Regions from separate parts of the Mus musculus genome. Here region 2 is linked to region 1. The links are chromatin loops, found by intact Hi-C in ENCODE. Cell type or tissue: left cerebral cortex. All regions are shown on one strand. Links, peaks and the distances in the headings refer to the core of each region. The heading gives the core; the rest is flanking DNA.

Region 1 (12,127 bases), core at 2,178-10,177:
AAAGTGATAGTATAATACCAGGGGCAATACTAAATTCCAAGCCCAAGGTCTTACTCAAAGACCTTCTAAGACTGTTAAAACACTGGCTTTAACTATGTCAAAATTCAATCTTAAAAGGCACTTATAATAGGGTAATACTAAAAGAGAGCACGTAGATCCATACACTAAACTAACTCGAAAATAAAAAATTAATGTATAGGTTAGAAAAAACGCCAGACACCAAGAACAAGTTTCTGTGAAACTCTTTTGCCTCATGAGTAGCTTTCAAGCCTTAGCCTGTCACGCTAACTCAACTAGAGAGCGTGTAACAAAGATCCACAGGCAGGCAACAGAGTCAGGGTCAGTCGCTGTTCAGTTGTTGGGGAACCCACATGAAGACGAAGCTACACATCTGCTACATATGTATAGGGGGCCTAGGCCCATCATGCTCTTTGATTGATGGTTCAATCTCTGGGAGCTCCCAAGGAATCAGGTTAGTTGACTGTTTGTCTTGAGATTTTTATTATAATGATTTACTGTGTAAGCTAGAGACCAGATATTAGTGATTTAAATGATTGGCTCAAACCAGAGCTAAAAACAAGACAACAAAGATGGGAAAATAACACAGAAACTCTATTCCACATCTAAGGCCTGGGCATGGAAGACCCCAGATGCAGAGCTCCAAATGCCACCCCTCCAAGTGTGGTCACCGCACTCTGTCTTAATGACATGTTCTTGCTTTCATTGTAATACTGGGTAGAGACAGAAAGTCACAGTCTGACTGTTGAACAGATTTAAAGCAGCTGTTTCAGACAGGTCCTTAATTACTTTTTGAAAAATGTATTCATAATAGACTCATTATCTGTTTTAAACAATATACCAATGTCGGTATCTCAAGTTTAACTTGCAGGAAAGCAAAGCTATTGAAGTAAAAAGAGGTACAAAGTTTAATCCGTTTGATGAAGGTGTAATACCTCAAGAATGAAATAGGAAAAAAGATGTTTGTATAACGTCATGCTGTGACTTCCCCCACAAGTTGAAAGTCTTTAAAAGATTTTGTCATCAAAGGTAAATGTTTCTCTCATATTTTTAAAATAATAGGTTGTTGATTTACCTTAGAGTTGAAATATGCAGCTTAGACACATGCTTCTGTTGTGTTTGCTGGGTTCATTCACTGGAGATCTGTTTATCGGCAGGATTCCTTGCCACGTGCTTGGGCCATAGTGATGAATCCAGACAAAAAGTTCTACTGGGAGTTACCTTATAGACTATAAACAAAGAGCAATGCCAGGCAGTAGTGAGCACCTTGGACGAAATAGGAAAGTTGGGGGGTGGGGCTTAAGGGATTGAAATTACGCACATAGATTAATTAGTGAAGCCCATTCTGATCATTCAACACTAAGGTGTATCAGGGAAAGTCCTTGTGATTGAACCTAGTGTCTTCTATATGCCCAGCCAGTGATCAACTCCTGAGCCCTTCCTCCAGCCTAGTGAGTGCTTCTCTCCAGACCTGGATGTTTGGTCGAAACAGTCTTATGTTGTGGAGTAAAAGCCGATGGGTCAGAAACAAAAGTATTATTCACAGAAATGCTTGCCAGCTGGGTGTAATGGTGCACACCTTTAATCCCAGCACTAAGGGGGACATGGAGCTCAGGGGGTTAGAAGCCAGCCTGGTCTACATACTGAGTTCCTCGTCATCGAGGGCTACATAGTGAGACCCTGTCTCATGAACAAACAAATGCTGATTTTTCATGGCCTAGTAACAGTAGTGCTCAGCCTATCATAAAGGGAATATGAGAGATGTAATAGCTTCCACAAAGAGGGGAGATGAGTTAAGATGGGAAGAATACAGAGGAAGAGACCTTAAACATCCATTTTGATATCTGAAAAATAAATTAAAATGAAAAGCCACTCACCGTTACTCATAATCAAATGTAATGTAAAAACAAAACTCTATATATCCCACAAAAAAAGACCAAGAGTAAAAGGCCTGATGGACTGGAGATGTGGCTCAGGGGTAACCTGTGTGCAGTGTTCTTTAGAGAACCTGAGTTCAATTCCCAGGACCCATGGCAGGCTTCTTACCAGCACCTTAACTCCAGCTCCAAGGAGTCTGACACCCTCTTCTGTTCTCTGCAGACACTGCACGCACATACATATTCACACAGTTAAAAAAAAAATAAATCTTAAAAAAAAAGACTGATATTGCCAGTGTTGACTGGATAGAAGGAGTTTTCAGGCACTGCTTTAGGTGTGTGAACTGATGGCAAAGGCCAGAGTGGAGCACATGTGTTCCTATAAAGTAATAGCCCCCAGATACCCACATAACTGTGATGATATACAAGAGTGTACATAGCAGCAGTATTGACAAATGTTTAAAACCAGGAACAACTCAATGGTCTTGTCACCAACAGAAGGGATTTTAGTGGCCATACACACGTATGTATGTAACATATATTGCATATGCACATTATATATATAATATGTATGTATATGTATGTGTGTTTGGAATATCATAGTTCATATATTCATCAAGTGGCTCAGACAACTGACTGTTTTTGGAGGCAGTGGGAGAAATTGAACCTTCACATGTGCTAAACTTCCAGCCCTAGTCTATGAATTAATTTTAGGACACTAATGAACAGAAGAATATGTTTTTGAAAAGGAGCCTATGCCAAAGGTTGTGGCTCCCTTTGGGAAGGAGCATGAACTGTTTGTCATTGTCCCTGGACCTTAGTGAAAATTACATGGTTGGTTCCTGTCATGAAAATACGTTGTGCTTTCTACTTGTGATTTAAACTCTTGTTACTCTAGCATGCCCCTAAAGGTACAAAAGCTAGCTGCTGTTCATCCAGAAATTGACTAGAAAAAAATCTAAAACAAGACCAATACCTTCTAAAAATGTATAATATATAGCAAGGCTCTCCTTGATGGTAAAACAAAGACAAATGACCTAGGAAAAAAATAGATGTAGCCAGTTCAGGAATGGTCAGTGGGCCTATAAAAATGTGCTCAAGGCCAGACATCCTCTAGAGCCAAAAGAATTACAGCCTCATTGCCAGTGTCAGGCCTGCGGAAGGAGGTGAGAAGAGGGTAGTTCTTTTCTGTTGAAATGTGGATTTGAGGAAAGTTAAACTACTCAAATTTGAAGTGTGTATACCTTCAATGCAGCGATTCTCCTGGGAACTAAGCTGTGTCAACGTAAGAGCCTCCCAAGACACTTACTTCAGTGTTGCCCTTAGTAGCAAACAAACACTTGAAAACAACTCAAAGCCTATTATTTGCAAGATGGGTGCTGTTGGTTTGGTTTGGTTTGGTTTGGTCTGGTCTGGTCTGGTCTGGTCTGGTCTGGTCTGATTTGGTCTGATCTGGTCTGATCTGGTCTGGTCTGGTTTGGTTTTGTTTGGTGTGAGACACACTCTCACAATATAGACAAGCCTGGCTTGGTACTTGAGATGTGACCCAGACTGGCCTCAAACTCATGGCAGTGATCCTGTTTCAGCTTCCTTAGTTCTGAAATGTACGGTCTGAACCACCATGCACACCTCATAGAGAGTAATGAACTGTTTACAACTATGAAATGTCATGAAACTGTTTAAGAGGTTTATTAGTTAGTGTGCCCATGTGTGTATGAAATTGTATAAGCAAAGCAACATGCAGAGTTAGAGAGATGGCTGAGTGGTTAAGAGCACTTGTTATTCCCTTCCAGAGGACTAAGTTCAGTTCCCAGACCCAGGTAGGGTGGTGGTTCACAACATCTGAAACCTTTGGCCTCTGAGGGCACCTGCACTCAAATGTGCATCCAGTCACATACACATACACATACATACACACACACATACACACACATACACACACACATACACACACACACATACACACACACACACACACACACACACATACACATACACACACATACATACACACATACACACACACATACATACACATATACATACACACATACACACACACATACACACACACACATACACACACATACACACACACACACACACATACACACATACACATAACAAAATATTCTCAAAAAGAAAAGAAAAATGTTCAAATTGTATGTATAGTATGATCTTTCTTCTAGCAACAATCAAAATTCTTATAAATGTGTGAAAGTGGCATTATGAGTGAGAGAGGGGTGAATTAAGTTCTGGTCACAATGGCAGCAGTTAACTGCTGCAGTTTGTCCTTCTGCAACCCAATCCTGGTGTCCCTTTCAAACCATGGAGCCTGTCTGATAGCCTGCTCAGAACAGCTACTATTGTAAGCAGGTATACATTCAATGTATAGCCCAATTTTCTGATAAAAGGCCCTTTGAATCCTTTTAGCAGGAGGGGTGTGACCTCATAGTTTAACATCCATGGCTCCTTAAGTCTGAATTTCTCCTGATGGAGAATTACTTTTGAGAAATGAATGGCTCATGTCTCAGAGGTCCTTAATGAAAGCCACTGTTGAGTTCAGGTTTCAATGACTCACCAGACAAGATAACAATCAAACCACTTCTAGCTATAAAAAACAGTATTTCCTGGAATTCGAAGCACTGGCGAGTGTTCTCACATTGATTCAATTCAATTTAAAATTTCACATATATAAATTCATATTTATTAAAATTTATTTTGTGGAGAGATGGCTCACTGGTAAGAATGCTTGCTTGGTAAGCACAGGGACTTCGTTGGGATCCCCAGCAGCCATGTAAAACGCTGAGCATGACTGTAGGCGTCATACCTGGAACAGTGGCACTGGGCAGGAGGACGGGCACAGATTCCCAAGAGCTCCCTGGCCAGCCAGCTAGCTGGGTCAGTGAGAGACCCTGTCTTAATCAGTAATGGAGCATGGCAGAGAGAGACACCTGCTGTTTAGCTCTGGCCTGCACATGTGCACCACACACACACACACACACACACACACACACACACACACACACACACACACACGACACACAAATTGTTCTTTTTGTAACAGTTCATGATCCTTTCCTTTGTCAGCATATAAGTTTAAAAACATCTCTGAGAGCTCTAAGATGTCCGTGATCTCTCCTTTGCGTCCTTTGTGTAGAAGTAGTTGGCAGGGTCTTTTTGAATCTTTGCGTCCTTTGTGTAGAAGTAGTTGGCAGGGTCTTTTTGAATGAATTGAAGGTAAAGTCCGTATGCACCACTGCTGTGACATTTCCCACTGTGGCAGTGTATACTGTGCTTTGCCAAGATGTCATCTTTGGCACCTGTCCTCTCAAGGCTTACAGCACTCTCTGGTCATCCCAGATGCTGACAGCTACATCTCCAGTGTGCAGAAACTTTTGTCAGGAAGGAGATTTGCTGCCCGCATCAGGAACCACAAGCGCAGAGAAATGGAGGAGTTGTTTGTAAGTATAACCTTGAGAGAGGAGTAGGGTTGACAGCCAGGGGGACTGGAACTCAAACAGCCTTGTAGAAGAGGGCATGACATCATATGGACTCAGTGATGTAATAGTTGTCTGACATAGGTGAGAGCAGACCCAAGGGTGTCACTTCACCGCTTGCATGCTCCCACCACACTAAAGCTCCAAAGCGTCGATCTCCCAGGCACCCTACTTGGTGTCACCTTGACTTTGTGCTCAGGACGTTTTGTCTCCTTCCTTCACCTAACTTTCTCCTGTTCTTAAAGTTAAGCAGGTATGGCTAGCTGACGGAACCCCTCCTTGTCAGTGTTCCATTCCTACCCAGGCGCTAAGGGAGCTGATTGGAGGTCCCCCACAGTGCCAGTACAGAGCTCTGCGCGGCTTTTCATGCTTCTTATTCTGTTTTTTCTGAACAGTTTTTAGTTCTAGGGGCCACATGAGGTTAAGCTACAGGCCTCATGGTATTTTTGTGCCAAAAGTCTCCAAAACAGACTTTTCAGCCAATGTCAAAACAGCTTTATGTGAAATTATTTGACAGGGGGTTCAGTACTGAACATCTAAATTCTGTTCTGCACTTTAAAATCACAAATTCTTAATATTACACTATTATAATATTTTATATTTTGACTAATCAGTGCTTTTATTCACTTCAGTGACTGTATTTATTCATTCTGGAGGTTAGACATCAGTATGTGTATATTCCTGTCTTCCACCACGCCTACTAGAATACTCAAAGTAACTCTTTAGTATTTTAAATTTTAATTTTTTTCTCCTTATCAATTTGCAGTGAGCATGTCCACAGCACTGCTCTGTCTTGTTGGCCACAGAGGCCACAGTCCAGTGCTCTCTGCAGCTAAGGAATCTTAAGCCTTGAGCCCCACCATCCCTCTCCAATAGGAAATCTAGGTGTCAAACTGGAGGAAGCAGCCCTGTTTGAATTAGAGTGAGTGATATTGGTGTCAGGGTATCCCTTTTAAAGAGTTAGTACTGACATATTTTGGTCCATTGTAGTTTTCAAACTTTTTCGTCTAGTTTTTCTCATTATCCCTTGTTCAAATGAACTCTTAACCAAGGATGTCACTGTGCATCCTGGGAGGAGAGGGAGGAGACAGGAGGATAGTGGCCACCAGTCCAGAGCCCCAGCTTAGACCCTCCTCCTCATCCCCACCCAACACAGCTCAAGAATCCTCAAATCTCATTTAAAATGCTTTTTAGAAAATGTGTTCTGTGATATGAACTAAGAACTCACCTAAGAACTTGGTTTAAAAGCAGGAACCACTGCTGGTGGAAAAGTGGTTTTTAAGTACAAAGGAAAATGCTCTGCGTTAACGGCTCTTGTTTCAGCCATAAAAGAGTTAATGCACCGAGCAATAAAGGCTGCGATTTGATTCTGCAGCGGGGATAGTGCTCTCAGTCTCTGTCATTTGTGGTTCAGAGAAGGGGGTGGTGTTCTGCATTTGAAAGGACTTTAATGAATGCTGTCAGTGTTTGTGCGAGTCCAGGGTCTGGATGGGAAGGGGAGCAGGGAAAGTGCTGGGGCTGCTTCAGGATAGGTGGATCAGAGTTTGCTCCGATCGAGCGGAGTGTTCCACCGCGTTCATCTTTATTCATTACCCTTTGTTCTTCATAGTCTGATATATTGGGATGAAAGTAAATGGAGATATATATTTGAACGATTTGTTTTCTTTTAAAGCTATTTTTTGGGTACAGCAGGGAATATACTTCTCTTGTCTTGGTTGGATACACAAATCTGTGCGCCGTGTTTTTTGCCCGTTGCCTAGACGATCACTCGGTTTCTCTGAGGATGTCTGGTTCTCGCAAAGAGTTTGACGTGAAACAGATTTTGAAAATCAGGTGGAGGTGGTTTGGCCATCAAGCATCGTCTAACTCTTCCGTTGACAGCCAGCAGGGAGAATTTTGGAACCGAGGACAGACCGGAGCAAACGGTGGGAGAAAGTTTTTAGATCCGTGTAACCTACAATTGCCTTTGGCTTCCATTGGTTACCGAAGGTCCAGCCAACTGGATTTCCAGAATTCACCTTCTTGGCCAATGGCATCCACCTCAGATGTCCCTGCATTTGAGTTTACAGCAGAAGGCTGTGCTGGTGCACACTGGCTGGAGAGACCAGAAGTGGACGATGGCACTAGTGAAGAGGAAAATGAATCTGATTCCAGCTCGAGCAGGTTGATTATTCTCTTACTGTCAGAGACGGGGTGCGGGGTGTGTGCTCTATGCTAGTGGAGAATAACTGACTATTTACTAGCTTATCTCTGTGGTTGTCCGTACATCTGCTTCCCGTGAACTGCCTACATGAATGGCATCTTGGTATGGATACGTAGGTTTGCTAGGATTTGGGAAATGTCTCGTTAATTCTGTGAAATTTAAAGGCACCAAATAGCTTTCATTTTGAAATACCTTGCATTTCATGTATAGATCTGACACTGCCTTGAAAATAGTATGTAGCAGCAGTTTTATACGGTGTTGCCTGGCTGTATTCATCCGGCTTCTGTATTTACACTAAAACTATGAGACATTTCTACAGTATAAATCCTTGTGGTATTTTGGGTTATAATAGATTGTGGAGTCGTTTTAATTTGATAAAAATGAAAGGTTCTATAAAAAGAGATACACTGTAGTTCCCAATTTTTGACACCATTTTAGTTGTCAATACTGTTTTTCTGTGGTTATGTCTTTGTCCTGTGGATGTTGCAGCTCTGCAGACTAAGACAGAGAATACTAAGTAATGTATGTGTCTCTCTCAAGGATAGCACCACCGATTCCTGTTACCCCCACTTTCCACTGAAATTCACGCTGTTTAAGGAAAAGAAAGATAATCTTTTAGTAAAGTTTAAGAGAACATGGTGTCGGGAGTGCTAGATGTGGTCAGCCAGTCAAAAAGATGATAAGGAAAATGAGTTGGAAGGAATGCAATAAAGCAAAGAATTGATAATTTCATGATGATTTTGTTCCTCCTTCCTGGCACCTTCTTATCTTTAGGATGGATTTTCTTGGTCCGCTTTCCATGCTGTGTAACAAGTTAAAGTCGACTTTCTGATACATCTTCATTGTAGAATATTTCTAAATACTTAAAGACACAAACACCTACTCATTTGACATTCAATTACTTTTTGCTCTTTGAAATTAGTTTGCAGGTTTTGATTATTATAATCTCTAGGTTGGCTATTGTAAGTGTAGGTAGGCATCCTGAAGAATTCGGGTCGAATGGACTCATAGATTCAAGTGTCTCATGCTTGGAAATCCTCGCCCTTTCTCTTCCTCTAACCTTCAGAACATGGAATTCTGACCTGTGGGAGGATAGAAACATAGACTGTCATCTGTAGCCTGTATAACTGAGAGAGGGGAGAATCTTTACTTAGGTAAATAGCATATTTAATTTAAAAAAAATGTTATTACTTCATGACTTGCCTTTATTGTAAGGGAAAAGGAGCCATGAATAATTTTAATATTGAGATTAACTCAACAAACATGATCCTATTATATATTGGGACTTTTGCCATAAAGAAAACTAATTTTTAATTTTTTTTTACCAATTTCTGTGTGAAAATAAATTTTTCCATTTGAAAAATCAATATATTAAGAATATTTAAATAGTGTTAAAAAACAAAACATTCACTTCTTTACCAGCTTAGGTCATAAAACTATTAACATCTATCTACTACCCAATTATGTGATAATAACATTTATGCACATGTCTAATATAGAGAAAATTTACACATACTTCCTTATATCATAGATAGTTAACATAACCAATGAATATTAAATTTTAACCCTCTTTTGCGTGTACACTGAAATATTTTGGTGAGGTGTTAGTAATGAGAGAAAATATTTTTGTTCTGACTCAGAGATAGTTATTGTATAGTCCTCAAGAATCTTGCATTGATATTTTTACTTATAGGAATATAAAATTAAAATGCTCATCAAGGACATGGTGAACGATGGGAGTAGACATGTCACATCCTCAGAGACCTAATTAAAAAAAAAAACTATGTGTACAGTAAAACATAATATAAGTAAATCTCTGATTTGTAGATAGGAGGGGCCATTCAAGAGCTTATTCTTGATGGTTTAACATTTCAATATTATTGCAAAAAAAAAAAAGATCTATAGTTTAGTGTGTGCTTGTCCCTCACATCTCCATGTCATCCTATGTTGAATGTATCCAATCTTTATGCCTCTGTCAATCCTCTGGCTGACACTTTAACCTTTGTCACAGGGAGAAATTTGTCACCCTCAGCATTTTAAACAGCCAAAGTTCCTAAGTGAGTGTCCTTTTACTATAAGCAAATTGAAGCCCATTAATACTGTTGTCAAATCCCAGCACTTGAGAAGCAGAGGCAGGTGGATTTCTGAGTTCGAGGCCAGCCTGGTCTACAAAGTGAGTTCCAGGACAGCCAGGGCTATACAGAGAAACCCTGTCTTGAAAAAACAAAAAACAAAAAACCCCAAACAAACAAACAAACAAACAAATACTGTTGTCAAAGAAGTTACAGTGACATTTATCAGATTTGTATACATAACTTGGAACAATTCTTTTTATATATATTTGCAAATGATGAGCTAGAAACCTAAGCATGTTATAAATTAATATCTGAATATATTAAAGATACAGTGAAGATGCACGTATAACATACTGATTTCTTCTTAGGAGCAGTCATCAAGACAGATATCAGAACTTAAACAGAACTTTTGGTTTTTTAGGTTAGGAGAAGGACAGCCGAGTGGTTTTGCATCATCAGAATGCTAACAGCCATCATGGATGTGGGCAGCTGAAGGACTGTATTGTCAGCTGTTATCTAGCTGAAAGGCCTGCCCAAGCATTGGCCTCTGACCGCGTTCACTGCCACTTCGCTGAACCATGGAAACATCTCTCAGCTTTTAGCTTGACTCTATAGCCTAGCTGTACTTCCTCTGTGGGTCAACTTTGGTACTAAAATATAAACTTTGTTTTGTTTTGATATAACGTGAGCAATTTCAGACTTTAAGTGACAGAATTTTCATGTCTTCTATGAGATAGATTTCTAACATCTATCTAATTAGGCTAGTTCCTACCAGGGCCATCAAGGTAGGTGTCCATAGCTACTACCATGTAATCAAGGTATAAATGATTTACATATTATTCAACTGACTCACTGTAGAATTAGGTAATTTTTGACACACCTATTAAGTAAAGAAATCATTATTATCATTATTATTATTACTAGTATTGTTGTTGATGGTGGTTTTTTGAGACAGAGTTCCTCTGTGTAGCCCTGGCTGTCCTAGACTAGAAATCCACTTGCTTCTGCCTTGAGTACTGGGATTAAAGGCGTGTGCCGACACCTGGTGGATATTTGAACTTTTAAAGTCATTTTTACACAAAATATCATTGCAATTTAAGCTCTTCCAAAAAAGAAAAAAATATATAACTAAAGTTCCCAGAGGAACTTTACTCTTTACACAGCGCTAAGCCTTCAGCATGGTAACTTGTTTAGTATCCACAGTACTATTTCTAAAGTCACATTTTACACAGTATTTAATTTTATTTTCTGTGATGAGTGTTTGCCTGCACCTCTGTATGTGTATCATGTGTGTTACTGGTGTCCTTAAAGGACAGAAGAGGGTGCTAGAACCCCTATAACTGAATCACTTTCAAATTCTGTGTTTCACCTCTGGATATCCTAGACTCCTTCTGCCTCCCTATCCATCTCCTCTCTAAAGATATTATCTTTTTAAATGTATGTTTATTTATTTACTTATCTTGCTATTTTAATTACATTGTCCCTTCCCTTTTCTCTTTCCTAACTTTCCTATATACTACTCCTTGTTCTCTCTCAGATTTATTATATAATATATATACATATACACACACACACATACACACATACACACATACACACACACACACACACACACCCCACATTGACTTGTTACCAAATAATTTGGTCACTTAACTTTAGGAATGAGTGTGTTGATAGATCGTAGACTAAAATGATTTGTTTATCATCGATTGTCATAGACTGTCAGGAGCACAGGTGACAGGTGGACCAGTGGCCGAGGGCAGATAGGTCTCTGCCTCACGATTCATTCAGAGGCCCATAACCCTTTGCATATCTTTCTCCACCATGTAGAGAAGTATCCTCTCTGTGTGCTCAGAGCTTACTCAGCTTCCCCCTCCATTCTCATCTGAGGGAAAGACCAAAGAAAAGGCTGGGTGTGAGAGTAATGGTGCGAGTCGTGTATCTCTTATTCCATGGGTGAGGAGAACCCAGCTGTGTGGCTTCAGCTAGTTAGAAAAGAGGTTTTAAATGTACTTTCTACCTGAGTGTGGCCGTGTGTCCAGCTGAAAGTCAGTATTATAGAAACAGGAATAGACGTGGGGTTATAATAAAAAGTGCAGTGAGTAAAACCTGGGGCTAAAGAGACAGTCTTTAATGTGGGTGCTGGAGGTCTTCATGCTTGAATGGATAGCACGTCATGGTTCCATGGGTGGGGATAGGAGGGAATTCCCAAATAAAAGTGTTTTTCTTGAGAAGGTAAAGGACAACAATGCTTTTCTGTTTTGAGGGATACTGGGGATTGAGCCAAGGCCCCCACCCTTGCTCAGCAGTGTTCTGCCACTGAACTACAGTTCCAGTCCTTAAAGATAAGTCTTGAGCTGTTGATATATCTCTCTCTACACAACTGCCTTGGCTGTAGAAGGGAGAACCTGCCTGTGGCTATACCACCCTGAACGCTCCTGAACTCAAAAGCTA
Region 2 (12,127 bases), core at 1,417-9,416, 90 kb before region 1:
TTGTTCAGTATTATCCTCAGTCTAAATAAGCCACATATGATAAGAATTTTAAAAAAAAGTGTTGTCAAAAAGTGTTGTCAATTAACATCTAAGTGTTTCTGTTCTTAAGATAATAGCTGTGAAATGTTGCATGTATTTCAACGTGTGGCTTCTGATTACCTATCTCGGTTGTGCCCTTTTCTGTCCCAGGTAGCCCTTGTGGGCTGGGGAAATGGCTTAGCCGACGAAGGATTTCATGTTCAAGTGTGAGACTCTGAGTTCAGATCCCCAGAGTGTGCTGGTAATCGCAGTGCTCTGGAGGAAGACAAGGGCCTTCCCCAGAGCAAGATGGCTTGCTGGAGGAGTAGCTAAATGGGCTAGCTCTAGGTTCAGCAAGAGACCTTGTCTCAGTAAATAAAGAAGAGTGTGATTGAGGAAGACACCCACTGAGCATCAACCTCTGCCTCTATACACGTGTGCACACACATGCATGCAAACATGTGTGATTCCCCCATACTACACATATATACATGGGGGATGATGAAACCAATTGTATTATAAAGCCCACCTTAGTAGAGCAGGAGTAGCCCTACTAAGTGGGAAACACTCCTCTTTTATCTTCCTACTTCTAAAGCCCCTAGATGCAAGATCTGACTCTTTCCCAGAGACACAGGAAATAGGCTTTAGTTGGGGTATTTACTATTGCAATGTACAGTTTCAGTTTCCAAGGAATGACTGGAAGTCTGAAACCAGGGCTATGCTCTCTCTGAGGCCTCTGGGGGTGGGTTATAAATGGCTCAGATAAAGGGATGCTTTATGGAAGTTGGTGGAAGACTATGAACAGCTCTGGGGACCCAGCAACAGAGAAACAATGTCTCATCTTTTTTTCTTTTTTTTGGGGGGGGGGGGCTTGAGACAGGGTTTCAGGGTTTCTCTGTATAGCCCTGGCTGTCCTGGAACTCACTCTGTAGACCAGGCTGGCCTTGAACTCAGAAATTCACCTGCCTCTGCCTCCCAAGAGCTGGGATTAAAGGTGTGCGCCACCACGCCCAGGTCTGTCTCATCTTTCACATTCCTTTTTCTGAGTCAGAAGTTTCAGAAGACCACCAGCATAGGTCAGACAGCAGATGACCACCTTGATGTCACTCAGCTGTGACTGGGGGCAAGATGGTGGCATGTAGACCTACATAGCTGCTGGGTGTAACTGCACTGTAGGCAAAGAGCAGTTCTTAAAAGAAATGGGATATCAGTCCCCCATATGTCTGCTAAGTGAGCCTATGGATAAAGGGTGAGTTGTGGGCCACTAACCCATTCTGCTGTCAAGTCTGGTTTGCTCATTCTATCTTGGGCTTACCTAGTTTAGGTTTTCAGCAAGGCCATATCGTCATCGGTAAGCAGAGTGATGGGGAGATGGAAGCCATTGATAGATGGCTATCAGTCGTTGACATATCGCTATGGAAGCACGTCCCTCGACTTCAAGTTACTCGATGATAGGCTTTGGTGGGAATGGTGGGTTCCCATAGCAGTGCGAGGGCTTGCCTCATCAATTCAGGTTCCAAGCTCTTCTGTTGCATCTCCCCACTTTCTACAGTTCGATATCTGAGGACCCCAAGTGGCAGAGAGAGGAGCTGATGCACACAGGCCTCTCCATTGACCTCCCAGCTCCCCCATCAGCAGCCCGCCACGCTTTAGACCAGAGATAACCAACTGTTTGGTGCCCCGGGGACTGTCTGTGGGTTTTTATAGGCTTTGCATTGAATAGGTTTTTCCCCTGGAGTGGGTAATATTTGTGACACAGTTTTCTTCTCCTTGTACCGTGTCAGACTCTAGCATAGTGCTTCCCAAAGCAGGCACACCGACCACCTGGAGACCTTGTTAAAATGCAGATTCTCATTCAGCCAGTCTGTGTGAGAAGAGGGATTCTGCATTGTTAATTAGCCCTAGGGTGACCGAGCCAAGGTCTTTCCTGAGCCAAGGTCCACACTGGCTGAGCCAAGTTTCCGGCAGGTGGGTATGTGCGCGGACTTACAATCGTGCACATACCCAAACACGAGCGTGAACGTTCTCAAGCGCAGACACCAGCAAATGTGTGTTGTCCATTTGAAGACAGTGAAAGCTTACATCTGAAATGGAGCTCACCACACGCCACAAAGCCCCGGTCTGCAGCTCTGAAGTATCATTTACATTCATCATTGTTTCTGGTCTCCAAAGCAGCCATTATTCATAACTTGAAGCTAATGAGTGTGCATTGCTCTCCAGGCTCCTTTTAAATGGTTCGCATAGCTCATCGACTCTGAAAACCGATGTCATCTTACTGGCCTCGTTTTGATTGTATCTTAGAGGTTTATTGATAATCACATAAACATGAAAGCAAATACGATCATGGATTTTCTGGTTACTTACTAAAGTGACTTGAGTGTTTGAAGAGGTCCTTCCTCACCCTCTTCCAAGACTCCATTGTGGTTTCCTAATGCCAGCAAAGGAAGGCTTCTCTGGGAAGACAGACTTAATTCATATGCTTTTGTTTGCTCGACACAGAGCCTTCCAGGTACAGTAAGGGAACCCAGCCGACTAAGATTGCCCCGTTAAAGATTCATTGCTGTAGGGGTCTGTTGAGCGGTTTAGATAGGGAAGCCTGCTGATTGACAGCCGAATAATATAACTAAGGATAACGACCATCTCTCCCTTTTGGAGCACCTGAAACGGGGATTCATTCTCCACGCGGTACACATACACTTGTGATTCTCAAACCTGGATCTACAGACCTACTTGAAAGTTCTAGTTAAGAATGCCCTCACCGTGTCGCTCCTCTGGTAGATAACCTACAGTATTTGTGCTCACGGGTGAGGTGGGGGGAAGAGGGAGAGAGGGGAACAAAGAGAACAAAAGAAGAGCAGGCAGGATAGACTAGTAGGACACATAAGTGGAGGACTGGAAATTTTATAACAACAATAATAATGTTTCAGGGGCTGGAGAGTTGACTCAGTAGTTAAAGCATGTAGTGCTCTTGCAGAGGACCCAGGTTCAGTTCCCAATACCCACATATTACATATTAAAGGTCATGACTGTCTATAATTACAGGTTCAGAGACTCCAATGCCCTCTTCTAGCCCCTGAGGGCACCTGGACTCACATGCACATACCCTATACCAACATAAACATGTAATTAAAAATAAATAGAATAAGCCGGGCATGGTGACGCACGCCTTTAATCCCACCACTCGGGAGGCAGAGGCAGGCGGATTTCTGAGTTCGAGGCCAGCCTGGTCTACAGGGTGAGTTCCAGGACAGCCAGGGCTATTCAGAGAAACCCTGTCTCAAATAAATAAATAAAATTCTTAAGAATAAGAATCTCGGAAAGCTATACAGATGCCTTAATTAAAATCTGCAGTGAGGCACAGCACATGTCTGTAATCTCAGCCTTTGGAAGCATGAGGCGGGCTACACAAAAACCAAAAAGATTTTTTTTTAACACAATAATAAAGATCATGACAAATTTACCATCAACATTGTAACCCTAGCTGATCTGGGTGTAGGATGGTGTCAGGCAGATTGGGCAAGCAGAAGATAGGATCCAATCAGCTACCAGCTTCCCACCACTGAAAAAAGTCTACATTTCTAGCAATGTGAACTCACGTAAATTGCTCAACCTCCCGATCGCTGTTTCTTCATCCTGCTAGCTAGCGCCTAGGCTTACCGCAGCACCAAGCCCCTCCTAGGGTTGCTGGTAGAATTAGAGATTGCATAAGGAAGGTGCAGACGCCAAGCACACTTCTTCCTCTAAGACATTCCTCTACAAAGCGGTGCCTTATATTTGACGTGCTAAGCCTTGAGGCCCTAATCCGTCAATTTCATACTTTCAATTTCACAGAGCAACAAGAAGGCTGAAGTCCTTAACCCCATGATCAATAGTGTGTTTTTAGAGGTAAGTAGCCCCCAGAGAAAGTACTCCAAATCAAAGTGAGTGTTACAGCTATGTTCTTTTTTTTTCTCTTTTCTTCCTCCCAGTCAGCAAGTGTTATTGGAATTCTAAATCTTATCGTCAACAGTCTAACAGTCTTTGTGTGTGTGTGTGTGTGTGTGTGTGTGTGTGTGTGTGTGTCCATTTCTGTAGCTCAGCCAGCTGTAAAGTGTCTGGTAGAGCAGCAATGCCTAATTTCCAAGAATTCCTAATTATAAAAGGAAATGCTAAGCTTGCAGGCTATTTCCGGCCACCATTCCTCCCCCCCTCAACCCTCCCCCAGCAGACGCAGATTTTTGCTGCCAAGTTTGACACTGTGATTATTGGCTGCAATGGAGGATTATTACCCACTGGTGATTTTCATAAAAACAGGCATTTCCCTTCGTTCACGAGAACTTTTAGTAGAGCTGAGTCTAAGTTTCAGGTTAGCGAAACTGCTGCGGGATGCCTGCCCATTCAGTGACAAGCATAGAGTCCCCACGAGAGAGGACTCCCTGCCTGCCCTGCCTGCTCACTAGGACTTGGTAGCAGCAACTGCCCAGATGGAAGGCTATCCCAGCACTGCTGTGGCTCTGCAGAAGACGAACCCAGTGATGTAAGAGAGAAGCAGTCCAAGATGCATTCCTGGTCTTGGAGCGTGGGCGCTGTGTCCTGCATTTGAGCAGTGGAGGAGGACCTTGCCCATGGGGGAGCCACAGGGCCTCCCAAGCAGCTATGGGTCAAGGGCAAGGCCCAATGCCATTGCCTTCACATTTGGATGGCAAGAGTAAGCTCTGGAGAGATTACATAACCTCAGAACTGGTGGCAACGTTGCTGGGAACTGTGTCTCATTGTTAAGCAAAGCTGTCCATGGACCAAACCTAATCAAGTGGTGGCAGCGAGTATCATTGCTTAGGACACAGTCTTGCAATGGACTCAACCATAAGGGGCAGGAACTGTAGGGACAAGCCCAGTGGAACAGACACAGCTAGTAGAAACCCTGGAAGGCAGAGGCAGGAGGATGGTGAGTTCAAGGCCAACACAAACTATATAGTGAGTTTCAGTCTCACTTCTTAGTCTCCCACCCCAGATCTCTGTCATGGCTGCCAGATTAAACATGTACATTAGCACATTAATTTAACATACTTGTGCACCACAAATATGGCACCCAATAATAAGCCGCTGGCCAATACCCATTCTAGATACCCTCCCTAAACTTCACTGGCCACTTTTACAGTGATCTCTCCAGGGCACTCTATGTGGAGCTTTCTGTAAATGGTTGTGGTTTAGACCCTAGCCTCTGTCCTGTGATTTCAGGACCACAGGGTTGACCTGAGAAAGGGATAGATAATACTGGCCATGCGGGGCCATGAGTCTACACATACTCATGTCCCTTAAAAGCCCATGGAAATGATTTGTCTCAATTTGAATGAGGGCCTTTTGTTAGCTCACATAGTTGAGATCTGGGCACACTCCATCCAAAAACATGTGCTTACATTTACTGCAAGTGCAGACATTCTGAGAATTCTATGATATTGTTGTGCTTCCTTCTCCTCGGAGGAAAAGGATGTTGTTAGGGCTGGAGAGATGGCTCAGCAGTTAAGAGCACTGGCTGCTCTTCCAGAGGACCAGAGTTCAATTCCCAGCAACCATATGGTGGCTCACAACCATCTGTAACGGGATCTGATTCCTCTACTTGTGTACATTAAGGCAGAGCATATATATATATATATATATATATATATATACAAGAGAAAGAGAGAGAGAGAGGAGAGAGAGAGGAGAGAGAATAAGAATGTTGCTATATGGTGACAGCCATCGAAACTGAACTATGAAAATACCCTCAGCTCTGTTTTCCTTCTTGCAGGGCTCCAATAGCACCACATATGTGCAGGACGCCCTCCAGCTGCTGCTCCCGGTACTGCAGGTCTCCCACATCCGCACCAGCTGTTTGAAAGCTACAGCCCAGCCAGATTGCAGCTAGTTCAATAGCAGGCCACATCTCTTCACTACATACCATTTAAAGGCAACGGACTTCTATGTCACTGGCCAGACCATTTGAGGACACTACAAGCAATTTTTGCACAGTTTTGAAAATACAGAGAGTTAAAATTTCTCTTAATGTATACTGTTTTATCAATAATTATGTTTTCTTTACATTAACTTAAACTTGTACTTGTTCTATTGAAGTTTTCCTTTAATTTGCAGTTCATTCACAAATATATCTGTTTTCCTGGTCAACCAGACTATATTTAGAAATTCATAGAGAGAACCTAGATTTTTGTTCAGCTTTGAAATGTCTACCTTTCTATGCCCTATTTTTCTCAAGCATGGCTTTAAATGAGTTCTTGTACTGAACTTCATTTAATTGCATAAACATCATAAGCAAAAATACCGCTACTTATTTGGTTTTAAAAGGGACATAAATATCTTTATAAATATCACTATGTAGACCAGGCTAGCCTAAAACTCACAAAGATCTGCCTGCCTCTGCCTCCCAAGAACTAGGACTAAAGGTGTGCACACGAAACCTGCCTGCCCTGAAGAAGTGTTTTAGTTTAGAGTGTTTGGTGGCAAAATTATAAAGCTGAGAATCATTTCAACAGAAAACTAAAGGGGTTTTAGCCAGGTAGAAACCCCGACCTGCATTTCAAAAATACCCACTAACCTGATCACACACATGGTAGAGGCAAAGGGTAGAAAGTCGTAAGTTGGCCAAGTGGGGTGCTGATCCAGGGAGATGCATCAGAGACCTTGCAGGGAGCAGTGGTACTGAACCTGGGCTCTTGTGAGATGCATCTGTTCTTTCCAGGCTGAGGTTCTCTGGCATGCTTCTGTTTGAGACCATCACTGACATCCCTACCAGTAGTGTCCAAAATAGTCATGCCCAGTGGCTTATCCCAGGGCAAATGATGCCTGCAGTCTTGAAAGGGAGAAAAATCCCTCCTTTGTTCCTGTGGTAGAAGCCACTGCGTCTGTCCCCTGTGGGCCAAGTAGATATCTGAATTCTCTCAGTAGCATTTTTGTGTGACTGTGTTTTGTTTTTTCAGCTGTATGTCTCCTGAAACAACCAAATAAAAACTCAAGAACAATGTATTTGCAACCTAGAAAAATTAAATCCGTAAAGGTGTGGCATTTCTCCTTTCGTGACCTCTGGAATGCTTCTGATGTTAAGTGTGGTGGTGATTAACTGTTGATCATATCACAGTCACCTCTGTGAATTCTATAATTCTTAAGTATAGAGCAGAAGAAATAATCTAGATTTATAGTTTTCACATCAGAGGGATTTGTACATTAACCAGAAATACGAAAGAAAAACAAATACCTCCAAGGCATTAGATTCTTGGACTTAGTCTCTCGGCTGTCAGTGCTGGGGCGGTGGCTCAGCAGGCAGTGTTGAGAAAGCGTAATGACCAGAGTTAGACTCCCCAGCATGGATGTAAAGTCTGTGCGCACACCTGTAATCCCAGCAGTGGGAGGTAGAGACAGGAGGATCACCGGCTAGCCAGTGTAACCAACTGATGAGCTCCAGGTTCAGTGAGTGTTATGGTTCATATATGCTCTGCCCAGGGAATGGCTCTATTAGAAGGTGTGGCCCTGTTGGAGTAGGGGTATCATTGTGGGTGTGGACTTTAAGACCCTCCTCCTAGCTGTCAGAACTCTCAGCTCCTCCTGCACCCTGCCTGCCTGGATTCAGCCATGTTCCCACCTTGATGATAATGGACTGAACCTCTGAACCTGTAAGCCAGCCCCAACTAAATGTTGTCCTTGTAAGAGTTGCCTTGGTCATGGTGTCTGCTCACAGCACTGAAACCCTAAGACAGTGAGAGACCTGGAGTCAAAAGAAAATGACAAGAAAAACAGTAGAGGAAAAGAGCCAAGGTACACTGTGGCCAACTCACGCGCCCACACAGGCACAAGGGCCTGCAGAAATATGTGTGCACACGACACACATACCTGAAAGAGGAGATCAAAACGCAAGGCATTGTAAGTCTGTAATACCAGCACTCTGGAGGCAAGGCAGAGAGATTAGAAGTTCAAGGTCATCTTCGGCCACATAGCAAGTTCAAGGCTAGGCTGGGCTACCTGAGGTCCCATCTTTAAAACACTACCTAGATGTTTGCTGTACATCTAGTGTACAGCAATAGAATTTTAATTATAAAACAAAGTTTAAACAACATTAAAAAAATAGATTTAAAGTAAGCGATATTATTGACATTTTATTTATTTATCTTTTAATGAAAAAAAAATCCAAGGTTGCCAAGTCGAGACATGAACTGAAACGATTCTGTGACCTATGACCTGTAAATTCAACTGTTTAAGAGAGAACAGTCATTGACTACAGACCCGTTGTCAGGGATTTCTCTCAGTCCTGGCTTCCACCATCACCTTGAAATAATTGCTGCTTTGCTTTGCTTTAAAACCTGTCAAAACACATGATCCAGACCTGGGGAAACGTGAATCTATTCCTGAATGAATGATTTAGCAGGCTTACTGTGGAACTTGGCTATTCCTTCAATAATACTTTACATAAACTGGGTTTATTGCACTGTACACAATTACCCTGAACAAGCAATGCCTGATTTTTGCATCAAGTACAACATAAATTCTGGTCTAAATAATGAATATAGCCCCAAGTCTGTGCCTTGTTAATTAAAAAATATCCAAAGCCTATTTCAAATTCTAAGTAAAAAGCATTCAAAAAAACATTGCTTCGGGGCACTGACACACACAGATGCAAAGGACAAACCGAGTCCCAGACCCGGAAGGACAGGCCTAAGTTGGCATTCTCGGCCCTGAGAACAGCAATGTGTGCTTTCTCTGGGTGGCATACACGGCTGGACACAAGCTCAGGGTTAAAGGAGCATGTGACTCACTGAAGCTGGGACCAAAGGAAGCCACACACACAAACAAAGAAACGGCACACTTCAGACACAGAGCAAGGGGGACCAGGAGTGTCTCCACACTTCTGTGTCCCGGCAGAAACATCATAAGGGAGGGACAAGTTCTTTGTTGGTAGATTTCAGCCGTCGTAATGGAGATGATAGAGTGAGACTGGACAGCTCATGGCTGCAGGGGGGCCTGTGGCGGAGACTGTTCACATCACCGCAGATCAGAGAGCTGAGAGTCCAATAGGATCTAGGACCATTTCAAAGGCCCACAATGACCGGTTTTCAACAACTAGCTCTTCCGTTCCTCACACCACACCTAAAGCTCCCAGGGCCTCAGGAAAATAAAAATAAAAAAAAATAATAAGGCACCACCAATTGGGGAACAAGCTTTCAAAACGAAGCCTGGGGTAGGGTGAGCACATTTCAGATTCAACCCATAAGAAAGAAACATCAGCCGGACGGTGTTGGTACACACCTTTAATCCCAGCACTTGGGAGGCAGAGGCAGGCGGATTTCTGAGTTCGAGGCCAGCCTGGTCTACAGAGTGAGTTCCAGGACAGCTAGGGCTACACAGAGAAACCCTGTCTCGAAAAAGAAAGAAAGAAAGAAAGGAAGGAAGGAAGGAAGGAAGGAAGGAAGGAAGGAAGGAAGGAAGGAAGGAAGGAAGAAAGAAAGAAAGAAAGAAAGAAAGAAAGAAAGAGAAAGAAAGAAAGAAAAAGAAAGAAAGAAAGAAAGAAAAAGAAAGAAAGAAAGAAAGATCAATAATGTGCTGGCTGAAGGAAAATACAAATTACCAGAAAAAGCCCCAGTGCAGGAAGCAAAGGCGTCCTTGAGAAAGAAATCAGCTGCTCTGAAGTGCTTACGATTCCAGAGACGCACCAGAGACGCACCAGAGACGCCCAGAGACGCCCAGAGACGCACCACAGACGCCCAGAGACGCACCAGAGACGCACCAGAGACGCACCAGAGACGCCCAGAGACGCACCAGAGACGCCCAGAGACGCCCAGAGACGCACCAGAGACGCACCAGAAACGCCCAGAGACGCCCAGAGACGCACCAGAGACGCCCAGAGACGCACCAGAGACGCACCAGAGACGCCCAGAGACGCACCAGAAACGCCCAGAGACGCACCAGAGACGCACCAGAGACGCACCAGAAACGCCCAGAGACGCACCAGAGACGCACCAGAGACACACCAGAGACGCCCAGAGACGCACCAGAGACGCACCAGAGACGCACCAGAGACGCCCAGAGACGCACCAGAGACGCCCAGAGACGCACCAGAGACGCCCAGAGACGCACCACAGACGCCCAGAGACACACCACAGACGCCCAGAGACGCACCAGAGACGCCCAGAGACGCACCAGAGACGCCCAGAGACGCACCAGAGACGCCCAGAGACGCACCACAGACGCACCACAGACGCCCAGAGACGCACCACAGACGCCCAGAGACGCCCAGAGATGCACCGTCTGTGCTGGCTGGCCTCGCTGCACCCGTCTGAGAAACAAAACCAGGAAGGGTCCTCTCAAATTTACAAACTGTTGAAATAATCATTGCATTTCTCCTTGTCCTAAAGAAGTGCTGTGTGTGCTCATACACGCACACACTCGCCGAACAGATAAAGCTGGTCACGCTACACAACTTCAAATGGTGGTTAATTTTGTAAAAGTAATTACAGAGCCAAACTGGAGTGGATTTTTGGGTTTGGTTTTTGCTTTTCTTTTCTTTTCTTTCTTTCTTTTTCTTTTTGAAAATATAAGAAATTGCCCTTTGATCCTTTCTTTAAGCATGCCCTGTATGCTAATGTTGAAATAGCTGGCTTCAACTTAGTTCCTTAAATTACCACGTTTGTAAAGGCACTTCAGTAAAGATGGTACTGAAAAATCCATCTTAGAATGGCAATCCCATCCTGATCTTGCAGTTGATTAGAATTCACATTGCCACTGGAGTGGCTTCAGACCAGACACTCTTCACATGAAACAAAATAAAGGAGGGGTTAACATGTTTTATTTTATTTTCTGGACCATCTCATTTCATAGACTGGTTTGTATTTGTTTCCTATATGTTCACAGGTCTGATTTTTATCTTCCATCCTATATTCTACACTTTCTAGTTAAATTATGACAACCCACACAGTGAGAATATGTCGATGTTATTTCTACTAGTTCAACTGTCAGAAGTCATCACAGATTGGGCATAAAGAGAGTGCAGAGGGTTGGGATTTTGTGTTGGGAATTGAACTAAATCCACCTTTGTCTGGATCACAGAGGATTTTTCTCGGCATGAGCCATCAGCCAAGAAGCAATAGAATTATGTCAGCCTGTAGTGACTGCGACTCACCCGACTGGCCTGCCTCTTGTATTAGTCTCCAAGGAAGTTTCACCTGAAAAGAATAATAGATGGATGTCTTCGATGCCTTCACTGAGTGCAGAAATTTGGGGTGATCCAGAGCTGATCTATCTTCCTGCCCTGTGTGTTCAACTGGCAGGCTTCTCAGATGCGATTTGGATGGAAAAGGCAGTACAGAAGCCAAGGCCAGATGGGTGAAACCTTGGCAAAAAGCTAAGCTAAGCCCTTGAGTCCTTGCCATCTTTATCCTGCCTCTCTCACAGGATTTTTTTTTTAACTGTCATTAAGTACACAGTTCCCAGGATCAGTTTTTTTTTTTTTTTTTTTTTTTTTTTTTTTTTTTTTTTTTTTTTTTTTTACCAATCTGCCCGGCTTTTCCCTCTCTCTAATTTCCTTTCCCCATTTACCAGAGAAACATCCACTCAGAATTTCAACTGTGATCGCTCATATGTACTTGCCATATGCTGGGCTGTGTGTTTAGTGTTTAATGCGTGGTTCCATTAAATATTCACAATCACCCGTGTTGTGTTAGGAAAAAAAAAAATAAGGAAGGAAGGAATATGTTTGCTGGAGGTGTAGTCAGGTGTGGGGGAAGGGGGTACCTCTGCAGGCCCATGCTGAGGCATCCCTTCCCTCTGCGGAGCCAGTCACATGACGGTACAGTATAGAATAGAGTTTCTTCAGGGCATGGGGAGGGGAGTTGAGAGGGTAGTAGAGACAGAGAAAGGGAGAGAGGGAGAGAGAGAGAGAGAGAGAGAGAGAGAGAGAGAGAGAGAGAGAGAAAGTGAGTTGAGGCCAGCCATGAGCATGTGGAGAGAGAGGGAAGAAGAGAAGGGGGGAGGGAAGGGGGATAGGGCTAGAAGGCAAGAGCAAGAGAGAGTGAGGAGGGGGCAAACAGCCCCTTTTATAGTGAGTCAGGCACACCTGGCAGTTGCCGGGTAACTGTGGGGCGGAGCTTAGACA

Evidence for each region. Peaks named below come from ENCODE experiments on the same cell type or tissue, not always from the same donor. Only the 100,000 strongest peaks of a DNase experiment are listed, where the experiment ranks them.
Region 2: it touches region 1 in a loop (2.6-fold over the local background); 1 of 42 quality-filtered maps calls a loop at or near these places.

What each region holds. Positions count from the first base shown.
Region 1 is chr5:65,124,219-65,136,345 of GRCm38, forward strand. It overlaps Klhl5 (kelch-like 5), which reads left to right and starts at 7,013. Exons shown (of 11, transcript NM_175174.4): 1 at 7,013-7,558. The coding sequence starts at 7,179. It overlaps LOC115490189 (a long non-coding RNA gene), which reads left to right and starts at 7,565. Exons shown (of 2, transcript XR_003955931.1): 1 at 7,565-8,752; 2 at 10,095-12,127. In left cerebral cortex, for the core only: no CTCF peak of the experiment used is centred there; DNase peaks (open chromatin) are centred at 6,824, 7,310 and 7,559; H3K4me3 peaks cover 2,835 bases; H3K27ac peaks cover 1,472 bases.
Region 2 is chr5:65,034,839-65,046,965 of GRCm38, forward strand. It overlaps Fam114a1 (family with sequence similarity 114, member A1), which reads left to right. Exons shown (of 14, transcript NM_026667.3): 13 at 3,850-3,903; 14 at 5,786-7,063. The coding sequence ends at 5,902. Among named protein-coding and RNA genes, the nearest start is that of Gm32374, 21 kb to the left of the region's middle. In left cerebral cortex, for the core only: a CTCF peak has its summit at 5,832; DNase peaks (open chromatin) are centred at 1,956, 4,601 and 4,649.